Linked DNA regions of Homo sapiens: region 2 is linked to region 1. A link is a contact called in ENCODE Hi-C data. All regions are on one chromosome and are shown on one strand. Each heading gives the region's core, a stretch centred on a gene start or an enhancer-like site at or near the end of the contact. The rest is flanking DNA. Distances are from core to core; before and after follow the strand shown.

The links. Hi-C counts contacts between places; a loop is a spot of excess contacts on that map.
Region 2: a loop to region 1 is called in a map of PC-9, with 4 times the contacts of the local background. The contact joins the enhancer-like site here to the promoter of SNAPC3 in region 1. A Hi-C loop is called at or near these places in 1 of 168 maps with a recorded cell type or tissue (PC-9).

What each region holds. Positions count from the first base shown.
Region 1 is chr9:15,419,200-15,425,744 of GRCh38, forward strand. SNAPC3 (small nuclear RNA activating complex polypeptide 3) reads left to right here and starts at 3,677. Exons shown (of 9, transcript NM_001039697.2): 1 at 3,677-3,994; 2 at 4,710-4,787. The coding sequence starts at 3,681. RefSeq lists enhancers at 1-223, 4,034-4,153 and a silencer at 3,404-3,693.
Region 2 is chr9:15,731,978-15,738,522 of GRCh38, forward strand. All of the region lies in intron 16 of CCDC171 (coiled-coil domain containing 171), which reads left to right. Among named protein-coding and RNA genes, the nearest start is that of CCDC171, 180 kb to the left of the region's middle. Within about 2 kb of position 3,599, at least 3 of the 41 ENCODE cell types and tissues checked have a DNase peak (open chromatin) inside an H3K27ac peak, as active enhancers do; they include PC-9, where a contact is called at or near this core.

The sequences.
Region 1 (6,545 bases), core at 2,427-4,926:
TGAAACCTCTTCTCTAAAAAAATAAAAAAATTAACTGGATGTGATGACAGCGTACCTGTAGTCCCAGCTACTCAGGAGATTAAGATGGGAGGATCACCTGAGCCTGGGAGGTCTACGCTGTGTCACACGCGTCAGTGTGAAGAGACTACCAAACAGGCTTTGTGTGAGCAATAAAGCTGGGTGCAGGCGGGCTGAGTCTGAAAAGAGAGTCAGCAAAGGGTATGGAATTATCATTAGTTTTTTCTTTTTTTTTTTTTTGAGACGGAGTCTCACTTTGTCGCCCAGGCTACAGTGCAATGGCGCAATCTCAGCTCACTGCAACCTCTGCCTCCCAGGTTCAAGCGATTCTCCTGCCTCAGCCTCCCAAGTAGCTGGAACTACAGGCACCTGCCACCACGCCCAGCTAATTTTTGTATTTTTAGTAGAGAAGGGGTTTCACCATATTGGCCAGGCTGGTCTCGAACTCCTGATCTTGTGATCCTCCTGCCTCGGCCTCCCAAAGTGCTGGGATTATAGGCGTGAGCCACGGCACCCAGCCTATCATTAGTTCTTATACGTTTGGGATAAGCGGTGGAGTTAGGAGCAATTTTTTTGTGGGCAGGGGGTGGATCTCACAACGTACATTCTCAAGGGCAGGGAGAATATTACAAAGTACGTTATCGCAAGGGCGGGGAGGGTGTATTGTCATACGGTCAATTGATCAGTTAGGGTGGGGCAGGAACAGATCACAATGGTGGAATGTCATCTTTTGTGGTTCTTCAGTTGCTTCAGGCCATCTAGATGTATATGTGCAGGTCACAGGGGATATAATGGCTAAGCTTGGGCTCAGAGGCCTGACACGCTGCGGTGAGCCTTGATTGTGCCAGTGCACTCCAGTCTGGGTGACAAAGCAAGACACTATCTCAAACAAACAAACAACAACAAAACAACCAGAAGGCCGGGCGCAGTGGCTCACGCCTGTAATCCCAGCACTTTGGGAGGCAGAGGTGGGCGGATCACCTGAGGTCAGGAGTTCTAGACCAGCCTGACCAATATGATGAAATCCCATCTCTACTAAAAATACAAAAAAATTAGTCAGGTGTGGTGGAATGCACCTGTAATCCCAGCTACTCAGGAGGGTGAGACAGGAGAATCGCTCCAACCCAGGAGGTAGAGGTTGCGGTGAGCCAAGATCGCACCATTGCACTCCAGCCTGGGCAATAAGAGGGAAACTCTGTCTCAAAACAAAAAAAAAAAAAAAAAAAAAGAAAGAAAAAAAAAACCAGAGCTCCTATGGAAACACAATAACTTTATTTAAAAATTGGTAAAGAACTTGAATATACATTTCCCCAAAGAAATATGCAAATGGTCAATAAGCACATGAAAACGTGTTCCATCAATATAATTAGGGAGATGCAAATAAAAAGTCATGAAACACCATTTCACACTCACTGACACGGTTATAATAAAAAGTTCAGATAAGTGTTGGCAAGGATGTGGAGAATCCTGCTGGGGAGGGGAGTAAAATGGGACAGCCACTTTAAAAAAATCTGGCAGTTCCTCAAATAGTTGAAAATAGAGTTCCATAAATACAGAAATCCCTTGGTATCTGCAGGGTGGACTGTTTCGAAGACCCCTGTGGACTCCAAAATTGACAGATGCTCTTCTTGCAGTCAGCCCTGTGGAATCCGCCCATAGGAAAATTCCTCTTATCCTCAGGTTCTGCAACCTGGGAATACTGTAATTTTTGATATGTGGTTGGTTGAATTGGAGGATGCAGAACCCACAGATAGGGAGGGCTGACTGTATACTACTGGGCACATGCCCAAGAGAAATGAAAACGTATTTGCACAAAAATGTGTACATGAATGTTCATAGCAACGCCAAAAGGTAAAAACTTTTTGATAAATAAAATGTGGCATATACATACAATGCAATATTATTCAGCCAAAAAAGGAATGAAGTACTGACACATACTACAAAATGGATGAACGTGTTACAGGTGGCAGGTATCCAAGTTACCAGGGCAAATCTGTATGGGTCTGCAGCAACTTCAGTTCTTGCCTCCTCAGAAGAAAGAATTTGACCGAGGGGCAATAAGGCACAAAAAGAGACTGAGGCAAGTTTCAGAGCAGGAGTGGAAGCTTATTTAAAAGGCCTTTAGGAAAGAAAGGAAAGCACGCTCGGAAGAGTCCCAAGCTGTCACTGAGGTCAACTGTGATATTGACCTCGATCCTAGGACTTTACAGGCTGGCTCCTTTCCCATGATTCTTCCCTTAGGGTGGGCTGCCTCCATGCGCAGTGCCCTCCTTACCCTTGGGAAGTGAGCACAGCGCAATATGTATGAAGTTGTATGCGTGCCCATCTGAGGCTTTCTTCCCTTTTCCGATAGAGTCCCCCTGAAAGGTCATACTCCCCGATTTTGTCTCTTAATGCATATGCCCAGGAAGTTGCTTCTCCCTGTCACCTGCATTCAACGAGCACTTTAGTGCAACAGGTGTGGGCCATCAGGAAATGGCCTCTCCCTGGCACCGGCTGCCAATTTATCACTTTTAGAGGCAATGTGATAAATGCCTAAGCATCACCCCACATTCCTAGTGGGTGAGGGAAGAGCCCTCTCCTGCCCTGCTCATGCCTAACTACCTGTAACAAACCTTGTAAACATTAAGCCAGCCACCAAAAGACCATATAATTCCGTTTATATTAAATGTCCAGATTAGTTAAATCTAGAGAGACAAAGTAGGTTCTTGGTTGGCTAGGGCTGGAGGAGTTGGGAGGATCAGGGGTGATAGCTAAAAAGTACAAGTTTCTTCTTTCGAGTGGTAAAAATGCTCTCAAATAGTGGTGATGGTTGCCCAAGCCTGTGAATATACCAAAAATCACTGAACACTTCAAATGGGTGAATTATATGGCATGTGATTACAGTCTAATAAATAAATAGTATGTCCTGCTGTATCCTTCAGGGCCTCTGAGAAATGGAGAGAGCTCCATCTGAAGCCAGACTGAGTTCCGATCCTGCTTCTATTTTCCCCGCAGGTAAATCCTTCCTCAACAGCAACACGGGGTGATACGCCCTATCCGGAAAGGTTGTTGTAATTTTTAAAAACATTAAAAACATACATTAGGGTTAATCATGTAGCGTGTGATACACAGACGCTCTGAAACACTACTGCACACGCACACCAACATGGGGCCTCTGCGGAGCTTGTGAAAGAACCAGATCTGGAGGGCTGGTCGTGTCCCTGGTCTCGGCCCTCGCCCTCCTTGTTTCTTAGGCTCTAAAGCAATCAGGCAGCAGAGCAGTCCTTGAACCCCAGTCAAGAAAAAGCCCTGCACCCCTTAGTCCGAAAGCCGCAAGGAACGGGGCCTAAGCGCCTGGCGAGGCCGCCCTACCGGGCAGAGACAGTTGCTACGTAACTCGGGGACCAGAAACCCAGCCCCACCCGCTGCGGTTAACCGACAGCCGCAACGGTTCCCGCACCGCCCGGGTCGGAGAACAATGCTGCGCCCTGCACGTAGAGCCTCGCGGTGCCGCGCCCTGGGGCGGGCCTGCCCATGGCCTGCCGGGAAATGTAGTTTCTGATGCCCTGCCCGCGCCGCCTCGCCGCTCGCCGGCCGGGCGCCCCAAGCAACTACAACTTCCATCACGCTCTGCGAGGCCTTGATCTGCAGGCTTTTGCAGGGGAAGGAGTGGGGCGAACATGGCTGAAGGAAGCCGAGGTGGCCCTACGTGTAGCGGGGTGGGTGGCAGGCAGGACCCAGTCTCCGGCAGTGGCGGCTGCAACTTTCCAGAGTATGAGCTTCCCGAGCTAAATACGCGCGCTTTCCATGTGGGCGCCTTTGGGGAGCTGTGGCGGGGCCGTCTGCGCGGGGCCGGGGACTTGTCGCTGAGGGAGCCGCCGGCATCCGCTCTGCCTGGGAGCCAGGCAGCTGACTCCGACCGGGAGGATGCCGCGGTGGCCAGGGATCTGGACTGCAGCCTGGAGGCGGCGGCTGAGCTGAGGGCGGTGTGCGGGTGAGTGCGGAGCAAAGGGGCTCTTGCAGCTTGGGGTCAAACAGGGTGCAGCCTTGCTCGTGCGCTCCTCTGGGACTCATCCCTGAGAAGGGCCTGTGGTTTAGACCTGGGCTAGGAGTATTACCCTTTAAAGCTTTCAACCCGCTGGAGCCTTCCTGGGACACCAGGAGAAGTCCTGGGACCCGAATGCACAGTTTCTACGAGTTGGAGCAAAGGGACAAGACAGCTGCATCAAAGACTAGTTTTTCCATTTGCTTATTCTAAGAGTGCTTGTTAATAAAGAAAAGCAATCAGGGCAACAGCGACGTGTACCTGCCATTGACAGACACTTTGACAATGGAGGAACCTGAGTAATGGTGAAGCTGCGGGAGACTTCATCAGAGGAGTGTTAAAACCCCGACTAACTGGTTTCTTTTGGGGACCTTCCGGGTATTCTGTTACTGAAATATTTCTTAAAAGTGCCTTATTTGGGGATGAAAATATAAAAATAACTTTAATCTCTTTCTCCATTTAACAGTACTGGCTGCCTTCATCGGCCTTTTCATTATAAAATATAATCACAGAAATCGTTGTCTTAAGTTCTGGCCTCTCTGAGCCGCCTGCTGGATTTTATCTGACTTCGTAATTCAGTAATGTATTTAGGAAAACAACCCTAACTCGCTGTGAACCAGATGCAGAGTCGACCTTAAAGTATTGCTTTTCCTTTTTGTTTTAGCCTTGATAAACTGAAATGCCTTGAGGACGGTGAGGATCCAGAAGTCATTCCGGAGAATACTGACCTGGTGACTTTGGGGTATGGAGGACTTGGTTTTTATGACCTATTTATTTAAACATTTTTTCAACATTATGTTTTGAAAAGTTGAAAGTGCAGTATTGATTGTTGTCTGTATACCCACCCCTTAAATTCAGCTGTTCTTAATATTTGACCATATTTACTTTAGCCGTGTGTATGGGATGCCTGCTGTGTGTTTTTTCATTTTGCTATCCCCCATTCAGTAAGTTAGACATGATAATTTACCCGTAAATACATAAGCATATAGCTTCTAAAAGTATCATTCTCCTACATAATTATTGTGGTATTATTATACCTAAGAAAACCGTAAATACATAATCTATAATATTCAGTCCATATTCAAACTTGTGTTTATTTTTTAATATTTTTGAATGTTTGTTTATAGAGGTAATCTACTTAGATCTGGGGGGCAACCTAAATACTCTGACAGTGTTTTTCAAACTATTTGTGGTAAAGGACAGTTCTTGTTTTTAAAAATTTTTAATCTTTGACAGATTTATGCTTTGATAAAATACTATAAAAAGAATTACTAGAAAAATGGAATTAAAAAAGACAAACACAATATAAGTTCAAATTTTTAATTAAATTCAATAGACAAAATTATTCAATGATAATGGAAGTTTCTAAATGCTTACTGTCATTTTCTGTACAGATTGGTTAACAAATAGGTCATAGATGAATTCTGGTCTGCCTACCACTCTTTGAGAGGCACTGTTGTATGATAATATAGAGAAATTGTGCATGTAATAGTGAAATTTATAATTTCCAATTTATAGTCCACTTATTTCATACTACCTCAGCTATGTTCTGTCGTTCTTGATCCTACGCTATTATCCCCCTCAAATATTCAGGCAGTCATTTCAACTCTACTTGGGTTTTCTTTCATAATAACTGCTAAATCTGTTCCCCTGGTCCCTACTGCTGACTTTTACAGCAGCAACACCTGGAGCACTGTGCAAGGTTCTTAAGTGTCTTTGATAAGTACAGTCATTTCTCCCACTGATTTATCCATCATGCTGTCGCCTGAGCAAGCCATTTTGCTTAAAAATGGTCTATGGCCCTACATCTCCTATATGGAAAAATTTCAAACTCCTTAGCTAGACATTTGAAGCCTTCCACATATATCCCAAATTTGCCTTTCCAGATTTATTTTCAACCACTTTCTCTTTCAGATGGCTCAGGATGCATGTGGCCTCTCTCCCATCTGAAACATACCACTTCTATGTTATGTTATGTTACGTTATTTTTTTGAGATGCAGTCTCACTCTGTTGCCCAGGCTGGAGTGCAGTGGCGTGATCTCTGCTCACTGCAACTTCTGCCTCCGGGTTCAAGCGATTCTCCTGCCTCAGCCTCCGGAGTAGCTGGGATTACCGGTGCCTGCACCCTCGGCTGCCTAACTTTTTTGCATTTTTTGTAGAGACGGGTTTCACCATGTTGGCCAGGCTGGTTTCAACTCCTGACCTCATGTGATCTGCCCAACTCGTTCTCCCAAAGTGCTAGGATTACATGCGTGAGCCGCCACACCTTGCCCATACCACTTTTTTAAAAGCCCAAAGATTCCTTTCCAGATTACCACAACCCATCTTTCCCTTAGGAAACAGATGCATTTATACTGCCTTAAACTCTTAACATTTCTAAAGTCCTTGAAGGCTCAATGAGAGTCCAAACTCCCATCTGTGTATTGTTCTCAAGCCTACTATACTGCCTTGCTCCAATTGGTGCTCTGTAACTATTGTTGATTGATTAGTTGTATTTGT
Region 2 (6,545 bases), core at 2,349-4,848, 310 kb after region 1:
TATTCACATATCTTCATTTGTAAAGTATCTCTTCTACTGTTTTCTCATTTAAAAAATAGAGATATTTGGTTTTTATTATTGATTTCTAAGAGTTCTTTACATATCCTGGATACATATCCTTTGTCATGTATATGCATCACAATATTTTCTCTGAATCTCTTGCTTGCCTTTTCAGTGTTTCTTTTGATGATCATAAGTTTTAAAATTTTGATGAAGTCCAACTTACAAATCTTTTTCTCTTTTGGCTATTTGTTTATATATGTGAAATGATTTTTCCTTACTTCAAGGTTGGGAAGATAATGTCTTGTTTCTTCTAGAAGTTTCATAGTTTTAGCTTTTACGTCTAAGTTTGTGATCCCTCTCAAATTAATTTTTGTGTGTGCTGTTAGGAAGAGTTTCATTTTTTCCCTCTTCATTTATTGTTCCCACTTCACTTGTTCAGCACTTTCCTAGCTGAATAGCCTTGGTACCTTTGTGAAAAAACAGTTGGCCATATTTAGAAACCACAGACTTGTCCATCTATATAGTTTTGCCCTCTCCAGAATGTCATATAAATGGACTCATACAGTATATAGCCTTTTGGGTCTGGTTACTTTCACTTAGCAAAATATATTTGAGATTCAGTCACATTGTTGCATATATCAGTAGTTAATTCCTTTTTACTGCTGAATAATGTCCCATTGTATGGCTGTAAAATTTTATCCAAATACTTGCTGATGGGCCTTTGGATTGCTTTTAGTTTTGGCAATTATGAGTAGAGATGCTTTAAACATCCATGGAAAGGTTTTTGTGTGATCATAAATTTTCATTTCTCTTGGGTAAATACCTAGGAGTTTGATTTCTAGATTATATGGTAAGTGTATATTTATATGGTTATATGGTAAGTGTAACTTAAGCAACTATTAAGTTGTTTTTCCAAGTGACTATATCATTTTGCACTCTCACTAGCAATGTAAGAGATTTTGATTTGGTCTGCACCTGTGCCAACATATGACTTCATCATTTTTTTCTTTTGAATTTTAGCCATTATAATAGGTGTGTAATGCCATGTCATTGTGATTTCGATTTACATTTTCCCTACTGCCTAATAAATTAATCATTTATTTATGTGTTTATTTGCTATCTGTATATCTTTTTTGGTGAGTTATCTGTTCAGATATTTTGCTCAGTTTTTAATTGGATTGTGTGTTTTCTTATCGTCAAATTTTGAGAGTTATTTACATACCGGAGGTTCAGGTCATTTTTCAGATACATGATTTGTAAATGTTTTCTACTGTTCTCTTAGCAGTACTTTTGCAAAGCAAATGTTTCAAATTTTTATGACCCATTTATCAATTTTTTTATGGGTTATACTTTTGATATTACATGTAAGAACTCTTTGCCTAAGATTATAGGCACCATTTTTTTCCCTATATGTTTTATAGTTTTAGGTTTTACATCTAGGTCTATGATCAATTTTGAGTTAGTTTCTGTAAAGGTGTGAGGTATCGATTAAGGTCAGTTTTTTTTTTTTTTTTGCGTATTCATGTCCATTCCAGTAACATTTATTGAAATCACTGTCCTTTATTGAATTGCCCTTGTACCTTTATCAAAAATCAGTTCACTGTTTGTGTCAATCTATCTCTAGACTTTCTTGTCTGTTCCATTTATTTATGTGTCTAATTCTTTTTTTCTTTCAATACTATACTGATTTAACCTTTTACTAAGTTTAAAATCAGGTAGTGTGAGTCTTCCAACTTCTTTTTTCATCAATGTCCTGAACTCTTTGAAAATCTACCAGAAGGCATAGCAATTCACTTTTTTCTCTTTTTGAGACACTTTCGCCCTGTTGCCCTGGCTTGAGTATGGTGGCACAGTCACGGCTCACTGCAGCCTTAACCTCCTGTGCTCAAGTGGTCCCCCACCTCAGCCTCCCAAGTAGCTGGGACTGTAGGCATGCACTACCATGCCTAACTAATTTTATTTTTAAAATTTTTTTGTAGAGATGAGGTCTCACTATGTTGCCCAGGCTGGTCTCCAACTCCTGGCCTCAAGTGATCCTCTTTCCTTGGTCTCCCTAAGTGTTGTGATTACAAGCGTGAGCCACTGTACCCAGCTGCAGTTCATTTTTTGAAGTAAGAGAATCAGTCATCACAAATGCTAATGTTTTAGGAGAAGCTCTCATTGAAGACTTTTCTCTGAAGAATGTGTAATACCTTAGTCTTTGACCCATCTGTATACAAATGGAAATGATCATTTTAATTATCTGTAAAAGTACATTACTATTATAAATTGGAGGCTGAGTGTGGTGGCTCATGCCTGTAATCCCAGCACTTTGGGAGGCCGAGGCAAGTGGATCACCTTGAGGTCAGAAGTTTGAGACCAACCTGACCAACATGGAGAAACCCCGTTTCTACTAAAAGTACAAAAAATTAGCCAGGCGTGGTGGCGCATGCCTGTAATCCCAGCTACTTGGGAGGCTGAGGCAGGAGAATCACTTGAACCCAGGAGGCAGAGGTTGCAATAAGCCGAGATTGCGCCATTTCACTCCAGCCTGGGCGAAACTCCAACAAGAGCGAAACTCCATTTAAAAATAAATAAATAAATAAATAAATAGGCATATATTCTGTATTATTTATGTACATATTTGCTTTTTTATCAAATATAATTGAATACACTGCAGCAATTTATTTTGGTATTATGTTTGATAAACTGTTATTATAATACATATTATAGGACCTGTAAATTTTATTTTAGGAAATTTTGTTATGATTAATTCTATATCTTTTACCACCAAAAGTGCAATGCAAATAAAAAATTTTCATTTTACATTACTTAATACATTTTCAAAAATTATGTTGATAAGGACATGAGGGGAAAAAATCCGCAGTTGTTATATAGGATTGTGAGTTATAGAGGATGTTTGGTGTCAGATGAGCATAACCATAAGTATATTCCATCTGCTGGGAAACAAATGACCTATTCTTAGAGTCTTATGTTTAATATTTGGCCATTGTAAAGAAGCAATTAGTAAAAGACACTAAATTAAAGTAAAAAACAATATTTGGATTTGATTGCTTTTATCTGAAAAAATGTAGTAGATGTTAGAAAAGTAGTGTTTGTAAGAATCTAATATTTCTAAGACTTTTTTAATGTCGAAGCTTTAAAACAGTTAGTGTAAATGCTACTAGAAAAATGAAATTTGTAGAGAAGGCAGACTGGTTTTACTATCACAGCATGTCTTTAGCACTGGGTAAAGTTTGCTAGCCACATGTTGGGTAATTCTTGAATTTAAATACGTTGAGCCATCATGTAAATATATCTCAAGTGTCTATGCCTACTAAAGTATCTGGGCCCAGTGCCACATACCATTCCATTTACTAACTTTGTTTTTGTAATCTTAGCATTTATGTTCTTGTTTCTTTTCTATTTGAAAAAGATAGTTATTGGAACAAGGACTTCCTTTCTAGAAGTAAAGTTTTTTTTTTACTGTCAGTTAATTAAGGGTTACCCTTGATGTAATGTTTATTGTAAACACTTTAGATTTATTTGACATTTTAGTAAAATCAAGTGAGTTTAGAATGGAGAACAAAACTCAGGGAGATTCAGGTTCATCATGCTATATTGCATTTTATTCTTCTTTTACTGTGGTATTGAGAGTGTATTTGGCAAGGAATCCAGGTGAGTCATAAAAGTGTTATTAGATGTTGAAACTTTTTTCTTCATAATTGAACTCCAAGAATATTCAGAGATAAAGTGGAGCTTATTGATATTGTTGGAGGTGATAATTCCTTAAGGTATACACGCCAGCCTGCAGCGATTCAGAGAGTTAGTTACAATCACGTGTACACTATGTTCTGATAGACTGTGAGTCCATGGGAATGGATACCTCTAATGAAATTGTGGAAGAGACTTCTGACTACTTTTCAAATAATTGCTTTAGAAATTGTTTTTGTTAATTATAATATTAGCAGTTGAATTGGCGTGGTGCTTGATATAATTTTCAATGCTTTTGCATATTTTGTATGTCTCTCCTTATGTAAGCCCTACCACAGGCATATGAGATAGGTCATTTAAGTATCATTTCTATTTTACAAGCGAGGAATCTGAGGTTCAGACAACTGATACTACTTACTTGTGTAGTAAGGAAGTTCTAGGGACAGGATTAGAAGAAACATAACCATATGTGAAATGTCTAGCCCATTGCTTGGCATTTAGAAATTACAAAGTGAATGTTATGGACTGTTTTAGTACGTTTTTACCATCCTTATCTTCCAGTCCCTTTTGCATTATATTGTAATACTGCTTCTTTTAGAAATATATGCTATTTTTATATATAAAGCAATATCTGAAAATAGGTATAGTGATACCTCAGTTTCATATTTATGGAACTCATATTCCTTTTTTTTTTGGAGCTAGTACCTCACTACATTGCCTAGACTAGAGGTCAGTCGTGCGATCATAGCTCACTGCAGCCTCAACCTCCCAGGCTTAAGAGATTCCCCCACCTCAGCCTCCCAAGTAACTGGGACTACAGGGCACGCCACCATGCTCTGCTGATTTTTGTATTTTTTAAGTAGAGACGGGGTTTCGCCCTGTTGTCCAGGCTGGCCCTGAACTCCTGGGCTCAAGCAGTACACCTGCTTTGACCTCCCAAAGTGTTGGAATTACAAATGTGAGCCACGGTGCCCGGCTCACATTTCTTTTTCTTTCTTTCTTTCTTTCTTTCTTTCTTTTTGAAACAGGGTCTCACTCTGTCACCCAGGTGGAGTGCACTGCTGCAGTCTCGGCTCACTGCAGCCTTGACCTCCTGGGCTCAGGTAATCCTTCCACTTCAGCTTCCTGAGTAGCTGAGACTATAGGCATGCACCGCCACACCTGGCTAAGTTTTTGTATTTTTTCGTAGAGATTGGGTTTTGCCATATTTTCGCAAGCCATCTGCCTGTCTTGGCCTCTCAAAGTGCTGGGATTACAGGTGTGAACTACTGTGCCTGGCCAGAACTCACATTTTTAAGTGATTCTTGATTAATGTTTAAACATGATAATGTATGAAAAATCTAAATAGTGCTACATTGTCAGCCACCCACAAATGGTAGTTCTCTTAATTTGTATTTCTCGGATTTTTTTTTTCTGAGAAACTGAAGTTTTAATACACTATATCATAAATTGCTACTGTAGATAAGAATATCAAGATAATTTTTACATAATTTAGTTAATATTAATAAAAAACTATATATGTTATATACCAAATATATAGCACACTGTGTTGCATGCTGTGGTAGTAACAAAGAGGTATACTATATATTTTTTTCCTCAAAAAGTGTAAAATATAATTGGGGAGATACATGAAAAAGTAAATAATACAAGGTTTATCATAGGCTGTACATAATTAGTTGCCAAAAGAATGCTATACATTTAGAAGAGGAGATAGATGGTCAAAGTTTGAGGAGGCTTAGCAGAGGAGACTGGAGCCAACCTGGGCCCTGTTGCCAGGATCTGAAAGCACAGAAAGAAGGGAGATATAGGACACATCAGAATTTAGAGGTAATATTGCTAATTTTCCACAGTCAGAGGTAATATCTCTTAACAGTAAGCAAACCAGACATCTTGCCTGTATTGACATATTTATTCCCAGTCTTCCGATAAAAAGAACTCTGTTCTTTTGAGGGTATGGCTTATCCAAAGGGTATTTTATAATTTACAGTGCTTTAGAAACAAAACAATAAACCCAGGCACATACTATTTTTGGCACATATTTTTGATGTGTTAAATTTACGTAATGAAGATAGTGTTTTAAAATTAAATAACCATTATGGGGCTTGAGAATGTGTGTGTGTGTATGAAGACTAGATAATAGGATTGCTAGATCATATGATAATTCTATGTTTAACTTTTTGAGGAACTGCCAAACTGTTTTTGAAAATGGCTGCACTATTTTACAATCCCATTAGCAATGTCTGAGAGTTCCAATTTCCCTACAAAGTGTCCTTATTTTTTAACAGAGAAACATTTACATAATAGAGAAAGCAGGTGAATTTATGTTTGTTATATTTTTAAATATTACCATAGCTTAAAAAGGCAAGATATGAAACTTATAAAAATAAGACACTTTAAATGAAGTCCTTTGATGTCTATATGCCATTGAATGTCCAGTGTGCAATTTGCCTTTTTGCCAACATAAAGAGCAAGAACTCAGCAAGCAAGAGTGATACAAAAGAATTTTACTCCCTAGGGAAGTGTCTAATTTCTGGCCCAGAGTCTCAAAGTTCACAGAGTGCTGTAAGCCAGTAAGGCATCCCTCAAAGTTCATGTATTTCAGGAAGTAAGTCCGTGATTCATTAAGGAAAAAAGCTGTCCTTTTTCCACATTATGGATGCACTTTGAATTTATTAGAGAGTAAAGGAAAACTGGTGAAATTATGTAGTATTTTTGTTATGCTATTGAATTTTGTGTAAAAGGTATGCATTCTATATTTTTAGGTTTTTTTCTTCATGATCGGAATGTTTTTATGGGGGAATTTGAGAATATTATTTTTCGAAATTAAACACACTGAGGAGCAGGTTATT